2 separate regions of the Homo sapiens genome follow, and region 1 is linked to region 2. A link is a contact called in ENCODE POLR2A ChIA-PET data. All regions are on one chromosome and are shown on one strand. The core of a region is the stretch at or near the end of the contact, and the rest is flanking DNA. Distances in the headings are between cores, read along the strand shown.

Region 1 (5,350 bases), core at 438-2,937, about 25 Mb after region 2:
AACTGTTTATTTGCCTGAATTTCCTCCATCCTTTCATCCTTGAGCTTGTAAATGTTGCCTTTTTTCTTTTCCTTTTTTTTTTCTTTGAGACAGAGCCAGAGCGCAGTGGCACAATCTCGGCTCACTGCAATCTCTGTCTCCCGGGTTCAAGCGATTCTCATGCCTCAGCCTCCTGAGTAGCTGAGATTACAGGCATGCACCAGAATGCCCGGCTAGTTTTTGTATTTTCAATAGAGATGGGCAGAGGGGAGTGGGCAGGGTCTCACCATGTTGGCCAGGCTGGTCTTGAACTCCTTGTCAGGCCTCTGAGCCCAAGCTAAGCCATCATATCCCCTGTGGCCTGCACGTATACATCCAGATGGCCTGAAGTAACTGAAGAATCACAAAAGAAGTGAAAATGACCGGTTCCTGCCTTAACTGATGACATTACCTTGTGAAATTCCTTCTCCTGGCTTAGAAGCTCCCCGACTGAGCACCTTGTAACCCCCGCCCCTTCCCACCAGAGAACAACCCCCTTTGACTGTAATTTTCCACTACCTACCCAAATCCTATAAATCGGCCCCACCCCTATCTCCCTTGCTGACTCTCTTTTCGGACTCAGCCCGCCTGCACCCAGTTGAAATAAACAGCCTTGTTGCTCACACAAAGCCTGTTTGGTGGTCTCTTCACACAAACGCGCATAACACTCCTGACCTCAGGTTAACACTCCCCACACACGCCCCCCCCTCCCAAAGTGCTGGGATTACAGGCATGAGCCACCGCGCCCGGCCTCAAATGTTGGCTTTTTGTTTTGTTTTGTTTTTGAGACGGAGTCTTGGTCTGTCACCCAGGCTGGAGTGCAGTGGCGCGATCTCGGCTCACTGCAAGCTCCGCCTTCCAGGTTCACGCCATTCTCCTGCCTCAGCCTCCTGAGTAGCTGGGACTACAGGAGCCCGCCACCACGTCCGGCTAATTTTTTGTATTTTTAGTAGAGACGGGGTTTCACCGTGTAAGCCAGGATGGTCTCAAACTCCTGACCTCGTGATCCGCCCACCTCGGCCTCCCAAAGTGCTGGGATTACAGGCGCGAGCCACCACGCTCAGCCTAAATGTTGGCCTTTTTTTTTTTTTTTTTTTTTTTTTTTTGAGACGAAGCTTCGCTCTTGCTGCCCAGGCTGGAGTGCAATGGCACGATCTCGACTCACCGCAACCTCCGCCTCCCGGGTTCAAGCCATTCCCCTCCCTCAGCCTCCCGAGTAGCTGAGATTACAGGCATGTGCCACCACGCCCGGCTAGTTTTTGTATTTTCAATATAGACAGGGTTTCTCCATGTTGGTCAGGCTGGTCTCGAACTCCTGACCTCAGGTGATCCGCCCGCCTCGGCCTCCCAAAGTGCTGGGATTACAGGCGTGAGCCACTGCGCCCGGCTAGAATGTTGTCTTTTAATACTAAGGTTTCACTTGCAAAGGGAAAGAACTGTTTGCGGAACTATCAACCGCTGTCTGAGGCGTGTCGGGAGCGACACCCCTGCGGAGGATACGGTGCCGGGGTCCTTCCGATCGCAAAAACCGGCGTTCCTCAGCCTTCAAGACTGTGAGCGCTCAGGGCCCTCGGCCGCTGCCCGCCGCAGACTCCACTTCCCATGATGCCAAGGGGTCGGGCCGTCCGGAAGGCCGTGTGCCCTCCGCGGGGCATGATGGGGTAGCTGGAGATTTCCATCATGGCGGCGTCCATTTCGGGCTACACCTTCAGTGCTGTGTGTTTCCACAGCGCCAACAGCAACGCGGACCACGTAGGTGCCGGGCCCCCTGCCGCGCCCGCTGGGGGCTTTCAGCCTCTGTCTCAGGCCGGCGCTCGCGGCCAAGCCGGGACCTCATGCGGCTCGCCCCCTGGGCACCAGGGCCGGCCGGAGGAGCTGGTGACCCGGGCGGCTCCCGCCCCCGGTGAGCTCTTGCCTCTGGGGGCTCCTTCGCCCCTGGGACAGGCCCCCTGGCTTCGCGCTCTCAGCCGCTCGGCCGTCCCGGCACAGCCGTCTCCCGTGCAGCAAAACTGTCCCACCTGGCCTCCTGCAGTGTCAGGAGTCGCTCGGTGGAAACCGAGCGCCTGCCCCTCCCTGAAAGTCAGGCTTCTAGACTTAAGAGGGGCGCACGGGGTCGGGAAGGAATCTAAAGGCCGGGCGTTTAGTCCAGTAGGCGAGGTACTCAGCCCCGCCCGCCGGTCTCGCAGGTTGTCGTGGGGGTGCTGCGAGTGAAACCGTGGCTGTCACTACTGATACTTGTTAGACACGGTTGTGTGTTTTCTTCGCCCTGATGCAAAATGGAGAATGTATACAGGAGCGTTCGGTGCAGGGTCTATTTTGTATTTCCTTGAAGTTGCGTGTTTAGTTCTTTGTGACTAGTTCTTTCACTAGTCACAGTGAAATAGGGAAGTGACAGGCCCACTACTGAGTGATGGGAAATGCATAGGCTGTGAGCCCACAGGAGGAGCAGATCCTGTCTGTTTCAGTGTCTTTATTTTACAAATTGTCTTTTAACGTCATTGGCCTCTGATTGGAAATGCTTTGTGAAACTAGATCACTTCTCTCTTAAAGGAGGTATATAATTTGGCCACCAAATTGGGGGATTATTTTAAGTGATGTTAATAGTGAATGATTCAAACTCATTAAACCTATGTGTGGGGTTTTTGGTTGTCATTACAAAGCAAAATGGTACACTGCAGAAGGAGGAACTGCATTTGGTTTGATGTCAGCAATCTTAGCTTCCATTAATAAAAACTGATTTCACAGGGAGGTGATTCCATTAGTAAATTGAATGCAATTAAATTATTGTACCTTTCATCTCTTCAGTGTTGATGGTAGAACTTAATGATAGGAATAGGAATATATACATCATGGGTTTTTCCAGAAGCAGCTTTGAAGACTATGGCCTAGGGTACTACAACCAGCTATTTAATAATGTAATATAGTTCCATATGTAAGGGTTTGTGATACCCCTAGTGTCCATGGACTATTAAAAATGGGTCCTTTATTTCTTGAATGCCTACTAATATCACAGTTTATGTATATGGCAAGATTACTGTAAGAACAAGCAGCTACCTGTTGAAAAAAATTAATTCAAGAGATATCCCTTAATATCTACTCTGCAAGGCGTGGTGCTTGACTTCATAGAAATTTTCACCAATGCCAATAGTTTGCAACTGTGTTTTATATGACCATGCCTGTTTATATTAACTTTGCCACAATTATAGATGTGGAATCCTTGAAAATAATTTCAATTTTAAGGTTGAAGAACCAACAATTTACTTTTGTAGTACATACTTATTTTGTCCAGTCAAGAAATTAATTTAAAACCACTCATTTGTAGACCTGGGGCTACCATACTTTTCTGTACAGGGCCAGATAGTAAACTTTGTAGGCTTTGTAAGCCATATGGTCTCTATAGCAACTATTCAACTCTGCTATTATTGGGAGAAAGCATCTATAGACAATAAAAGATTCAAGTGACTCTTATTAGCTGGACACGGTAGCTCATGCCTGTAATCCCAGCACTTTGGGAGGCTGAGGCGGGCAGATCACCTGAGGTCAGGAGTTCAAGACCAGCCTGACCAACAAGGAGAAACCCCGTCTCTACTGAAAATATAAAATTAGCCAGGCGTGGTGGCACATGCCTGTAATCCCAGCTACTAGGGAGGCTGAGGCAGGAAAATCGCTTGAACCCGGGAGGCAAAGGTTGTGGTGAGTCGAGATCGCGCCATTGCACTCCAGCCTGGGCTACAAAAATAATAATAATAAAATAACATAGAAACCATTTTTAGCTTACAGGCCGTACATTAATAAGCATTAGGCTGGAATTAGTCCCCATGCCATAGTTTGCCAACTCCTACTATAAAGGAACATTGGCTCAGATAATCCAGACCAGTAGATGTATAAACATTCCACTTGTACTTGGCTTTAGAATGTCCTTTTAAAAAAAAAATTACAGACAAGGTCTTGCTATGTGGCCCAGGCTGATCTCAAACTCCTGGCCTTAAGCGATCTTCCGTTTTTGGCCTCTTAAAGTGTTGAGATTACAGGCGTGACCCACCGCATCTGACCTAGAATTTCTTGATGTCACTGTTGAGTTATATCATTATTCCACAAATGGAAGACTGTTGTAGGGTTACCAGATGAAATACAGCACACTCAGTTAATTTGAATTTTAGATAAATAGCAATTTATTTATAGTATAAGTATATCCCAAAACTTACAAAATAATTATTTGTTATCTGAAATTAAAATTTTATTGTGTGTCTTGTATCTTTTGCTAAATCCAGCAACCCAGTGCTGTAGAATACTAGGAATCTAGCTATGTTCTTAAGTCTAAAGTTCTGTGTGAATATGAAATTATTTTTTCACTTTGATTTTTTGAAAGTGGGTATTTGTTTTGTTTGTCTTTTGCTTGTGACAAGACAAAACTGCTTTTATGGTGAGAATTCATAACTGAAAGATTTTCTTAGGGTAAAACAAGCTGATTTAGGCAGTGTTTCTCAAATTAGTAGTCATGGACACTCCTTTGGATCTCAGAGAGTTTTTTTTTTTTAAGGGAATATATATATTTCTTTTTTTCTTTCTTTTTTTTTTTTTTGAGACAGAGTCTTGCTCTGTCACCCAGGCTTGAGTGCCGTGGCACAATCTTGGCTCACTGCAACCTCTGTCTCCTGGGTTCAAGCGATTCTTCTGCCTCAGCCACTCTAGTAGCTGGGATTACAGGTGCGCACCACCACACCCATCTAGTTTTTATATTTTTAGTAGAGACGGGGTTTCTCCATGTTGGCCAGGCTGGTCTCAAACTCCTGACCTCAGGCAGTCCACCCACCTTGGCCTCCCAAAGTGCTGGGATTACAAGCAAGAGCCACCGTGCCCGGCCTATGTATTTCCTAAGTTTAAGAAATGCTTTGTGATTATTTGGTATTTTAGGACACTCCCCCTCCTCAAATCAAATACAAAAACTAGGCTGTAAAGTGTCTGTCTTGTCAGGAGATCGAGACCATCCTGGCTAACAAGGTGAAACCCCGTCTCTACTAAAAATACAAAAAATTAGCCGGGCGCGGTGGCGGGCGCCTGTAGTCCCAGCTACTCGGGAGGCTGAGGCAGGAGAATGGCGTGAACCCCGGGAGGCGGAGCTTGCAGTGAGCCGAGATTGCGCCACTGCAGTCCGCAGTCCGGCCTGGGCGACAGAGCGAGACTCCGTCTCAAAAAAAAAAAAAAAAAGTGTCTGTCTTTCCCCACTCCCATAGATTCTCACTTTAAACTGGAAATGTTTTTAAACAGGAAACTTCATTAATTGATTTGAAGGATCAACTTAGAATAGAAGGATATATCGTACAAGGGCATT
Region 2 (5,250 bases), core at 1,166-3,665:
GAAATGTAAATTAGAGGATGTTTCAATGAACTTTTGAATTATAAGTTAATATAGTTCATAAACCATAGGAATTAAGTACTATTTTAAAAATAGGAATTATACTTCCACTCAAAAACACCTATTTTGTGGAACACTAAAGTTTGAAATATATATGTATAGAGATTAGACTTAGAACTCACAGAAGGTAAATTCAAGAAATTTTTAAAAATTACTCCAAAACATTATTTTAGTTCTTTCCATATCTATTTTGTTCTAGGAACTGAACTGGGTTCTGAAATAATAAAAATAACTGGTATCTGTATAATGTTGTGGTTAATCCCAACTTTATGCAACTATTCTATTCAATGTGGTTTCTGGGGGTCCAGATAAAATATAACACTTGAAGCAGAGTGGGGATTGAGGGACAGAGAAAAAAAAACTGAGAACTGAGAATTGAAGAAGAAAGGCAAATTAGGAAGTTCAACAAGGTTAGGAGAGTAGTGGAGCCAAAAAAACAATAGTCATGAGAACTGAATATAGAAACTGGACAATGGCTAGATCTTATATGACAATTAGAACTCTGACCCACAACCTCTACAGCAACCAGCCGAGAATAATCAGGACTTGGTCAATGACTCAGTTTCCCTGTTTTTTGCCGCCTCCTTTCTTCAACTCAGAACCCACTAAAGACAGCCAAATATGCTACCTACCCCAAACCAATCACCTAAGAGACACTACTTTTGTTAGCCCACCTCCAGCTTTCCCATGCTAATACCCTCAAGTCAGAGTATACATGAAACCTTCCCTTTTTGTTCACTACTAAGCTTTCCTGGCCAGGTGCAGCTGCTCATCCCTGTAATCCCAGCACTTTGGGAGGCTGAGACAGGAAGACTGCTTGAGCCCAGGAGTTCAAGACCAGCCTGGACAACATAGTGAGACTCCATCTCTACAAAGAATTAAAAAAAAATAAGCTGGGCATGGTGGCACGTGCCTGTAGAGCCAGCTACTCAGGAGGTTGAGGTGGGAGGATCGCTTGCTCAGGAGGTCGAGGCTGCAGTGAACCACGATCGCACCACTGCACTCCAGCCTGGATGACAACAGAGTGAGACCCTGTAGGTAATTAAGTAAGTAAGTAGTTTTCCTAATGTCCTGACAGGCTTTGAGTCGGCCAAATGCAAGTGATGGTGACTGACTCCCTTGTCATAGTAAGCTTTGAATAAATAAAGCATTTGGGTGGTCTTCCTCCCCGATCCCCCCCATTCATTCATTTGCTTATTAATTATACATTAGTTGTGTTTTATCTGCCAGGCAGTGGCCAGTATTGGGAATATGTGGAAGCAAATAGTCCCTGCCTTCAAGGATATTCTGTCTAGTGGGACAGACAGACAGACATATACGTATAATAGTAATTCAACGTGCTAAGTGAAACAATAGGCATGTATAAAAAAGGTGTAGTAGGTCAAGTAGGGCTTTTAGGGGAAGGCGACCCTTAAGATGGGTGGTAAGGGATGAGTAGGAGGTGATTTGGCTAAGAGGCTGGGACGGTTATTCAAGGCAGGTGGAGGGGCAGAATGAGCAAAACAGGACGCGTTGCTGGAGCGTGGTAAGGAAGGCAAGTAGCGGCAGAGGACGGCGGTAGGGCGGATCGTGGGGCGCAATGGATGTGCCACGTTGGAAAGAGCTTGGACTTTATGCCGTCCTCCTGGAAATGAGATAACGGCTGGTGTAAGCAAGAAAGAAACACACACACACCCACGCGCGCGCGTCGTTTCCTTTGTGTTACTGTAAGGTCAAGGAGGGCGGCGACACAGAAATTCATGATGACTGGCATAAGCAGACATTCAATGAATGAATGAATGGACATAAGCACTTTGGTGTAAACGTCATTGTCTTCGATTTCTGTTTTCTCACGGGGCAAGACAGTGAGGTCGGGGCATCAGTTTGGGAGGTGATAGGGAAGGTTTAAGGTGAGAGAACTGCCATTCTGGTAGGGAGGGTCAGTGGGCACAAAACCAACAATAGGTTATGGGCAAGGGATGCGCTTCGGTCGCGAACACCCTGAACCCACCTACCGGAGCTACTCTGTCCCAGGAGCGGCCGTGGAGAAAGCAACCAGCCGAGAGTTCGCGCCCCAGGGAGGGAAGCGGGCACAGGGCCGCCCAGCGCCACTCACCTGTGAGCTCTCCGCGGGCCCTGCAGGCGGAGCCTCGGTACGACGCCTTTCCGATTGGGCGCGGCTCAAAGTCCCGGGGCGGGCATCAGAGGCCGAGCGCTCTAGGGGATTGGCCACCCTGGCGGACGGACGTGCTGCTGACCGAGCTGGTTCGCCCCCGGTTCGGCTCGTGGAGAGCCGGCCCCTCCGTGAGTCTTCTGTCAGTCATTGGCTCCCTGCGGTTTCCTTGGGGACGTGGCGCCGCCGCCGGCCGGGCCCTCCTTCCGGCTGGGCAAGGGGCCGCGGGGAGCAGCTCGGGACTGAACCGAGAGGTGCCGAAGGAACCGGCGGGCCGCTTGATCCCGTGAGTGTGGGCGCGAGAGGGCTGTGGGACCCGGAGGGACGGGGAGAGGAAGCGGGACCCACACCCCGCCACCTGGGGACGACCGGTTCCTAGAGGACAGAGCTGGCCCACGAGAACGCCCCGCTCCCAGGATGCCCGGGTAGGGTCCCCTGGGCCTGAGGAACCAGAGCAGACGGAGCGGGAGCCTGGGGAGGAGGTGGGAGCCGTGGAATTCCCGTGCAGGTTTGTCTCGTGGGCTCAGTCGGACAGAAGCCTGAAATCAAATCTTTCTAGGCTGCAGACGTAGGAGATGCCTGGGACAAGGAGGCCACCTTCTCAGGGCAAAAGAAAAAGAAGGTGACAGGCGTTGAGACCACCGAAGGGAACCCATGGCTAGGTAAGGCTGCACACTTTCCCTCCGGCTGGGAGCACGGCAGAGGATGGCAGGCAGGTTGGGGGGCCCTGGGAGGCTGTCCCAAGTGAGGTTTGCCCTGGAGCTGCACTTGGACTTTGTATTCTGGTTAGTTGGATGCAGAGACGATCAAAGTTGTATTATTTCGAGGGCTGATAAATAATAGTTTCTAGCCCATAGACCAGGAGTGGTAGAGTGAGTCGGCTTGCTCAGCTCTGTAAAGTGCAAGGTTGTAACATTGATTCAGATTCGCATCTGAGCAAGGCTAGGTGCCACTTGAGGAGGTTAAACAAAGAAGTTTTTTTGTTTTTTGTTTGCAGTGAACTTTAAAAGCAGACAGACCGAGGTCCTTTTGAATCAATATACAAAGTGAACTTCACAGATGAATACACTTATCCATACATTATAATAACCTGAAGCTTTTAAAAAATATTAATGTGGATCTACATGCACCAATAAGGGAAAGTTATAAAATAAAGTGGGGGAAAGATGCAGAACAGCAGGTATGGTGGACTACCATTTGTGTAAAACCGAGGGAATGGATACGCACACACACACACACACACACACACACACACACACAGAGATATATTACTGTAAATATATTGGTGTATATTTATGCTTGTGTATCCGTAGAATATCCCTGGAAAGATACACAGCAACGGCCAGGTGCAGTAGCTCACGCCTGTAATCCCAGCACTTTGGGAGGCCAAGGCAGGCAGATCACCTGAGGTCAGGAGTTCAGGACCAGCCTGGCCAAGTAGAAACCCGGTCTCTACTAAAAATACGAAAATTAGCCGGGTGTGGTGGCAGTCACCTGTAATCCCAGCTACTGGGGAGGCTGAGGGAGAAGAATCGCTTGAACCCAGGAGGTGGAGGTTGCAGTGAGCTGAGATTGCGCTACTACACTCCAGCCTGGGCAACAGAGCAAGACTCCATCTCAAAAAAAAAAAAAATTACACAGCAACTGGGTAGTAATGTTTGCCTCTGAGAGATTGTGGGGTCAGGGCAAGAATCACTTTTCACTATACAATATATCCTTTTAAACTGATTTGTCTTTTACTATGTGCTTGTATAATCTGGTAAAACATTTTTAAAATCAGTTAAATAAATTTTCTGACCATCCTGTTTCTTGACAGAATTCTTGGTTGGGAATACTGTAGTTGCTCTGATTCTCCAATGTTATGAGGTTGCCCAGGGAGACTGGTGATCTTTTCACTAACATGAGATTAAGTCTTTGAATTGCACTCAAAGTGCAGTTTGGAAAAAGGGCAGATAAGGCTTTTCTGATATATATAGTAGAAGCACCATGAGCTTCTTCTAAAATTAGAGATGACAAGAACATTTAGACTTCTGTTGGCATGGATTTTTGCCTTTATTAGGAGGGTTTTATCCAATTTTAAAACGATATTTAAGCACTCAGTTGTAGAAATGTTTCAGACTTACTAATGTTTGTCTAATTTCAGGATCAGTTTTTCCTACCTCTGCCCAGCCTCCTGGTACTTCACTGTGCCCACAGTGAGTCCATTTCTCCGTCAGCGGGTGGCATTCCTGGGACTCTTCTTCATATCCTGTCTCCTTTTACTTATGTTAATCATAGACTTTCGACATTGGAGTGCTTCATTACCACGAGATAGGCAATACGAAAGGTGAGTCAGCTTTAGATTTTGGCACTCAAGTCATAAATATTTTCATAAGCTGTTTAACACACTACTGACTTTGACCCTTTTGGGTGATACTGTACTTTTATTAGTAAAATTGCATGCCATTTATTACATAAAGAAGATTTTAAGCCCTATTTTGGCAATATGCAGTTTGGTACAGGAATACTGATACTGCATGAAAGGCATCTTTGTGTTTTCTTGTTTTGGTGGGCTGAAACTTATTGTGTGTATAAATGTTTAGGACTGTATTATACCTTTATGAATGGACCCCTTTATCATTATTAAATGATTTTCTTTATCCTTGATTATATACTTTGCTCTGAAATCTACTAGTCTGGTATTAATATAGCTACTCCAACTTTCTTTTGATTAACATTAGCATGACAGATATTTCTTCTATAGTTTTAGTTTTAGCCTATTGGTGTCTTTATATAAGTGGGCTTCTTGTAGTCAGTGTTTGGTTGGGTCTTGTTTTTTTATCCAATCTGACTATCTCTGCAGTTAATTGGGGTGTTCGGGCCATTTATATTTAATCTGATTATTTAGTATGTTTAGTTTTAATCTTGCTATGTGTTTTTCATTTGTCACATTTGTTCTTGTTCTTTTTCCTCTTTTTCCCTCTTCTTTTCAGTTGAGCACAGTTTTTATGTTTCCATTTTATCTCTCATGTTGGCTTATTAGATATAACTTCTTCTTTTTT

The links. ChIA-PET counts read pairs that join two places held with the same protein, here RNA polymerase II (POLR2A).
Region 1: POLR2A ChIA-PET joins it to region 2 with 11 read pairs in naive thymus-derived CD4-positive, alpha-beta T cell. The contact joins the promoter of ABRAXAS2 here to the promoter of ENTPD7 in region 2. POLR2A ChIA-PET finds 5 or more read pairs at or near these places in 2 of 52 experiments (Panc1 and naive thymus-derived CD4-positive, alpha-beta T cell).

Annotation. Positions count from the first base shown.
Region 1 is chr10:124,800,132-124,805,481 of GRCh38, forward strand. ABRAXAS2 (abraxas 2, BRISC complex subunit) reads left to right here and starts at 1,688. Exons shown (of 9, transcript NM_032182.4): 1 at 1,688-1,770. The coding sequence starts at 1,699. RefSeq lists enhancers at 1,287-1,841, 1,514-1,783, 1,842-2,395 and a silencer at 1,884-1,963.
Region 2 is chr10:99,657,094-99,662,343 of GRCh38, forward strand. It overlaps ENTPD7 (ectonucleoside triphosphate diphosphohydrolase 7), which reads left to right and starts at 2,416. Exons shown (of 13, transcript NM_020354.5): 1 at 2,416-2,495; 2 at 2,769-2,871; 3 at 4,353-4,535. The coding sequence starts at 2,864. It also overlaps a transcript of SLC25A28 not described here. RefSeq lists silencers at 2,095-2,304, 2,425-2,644.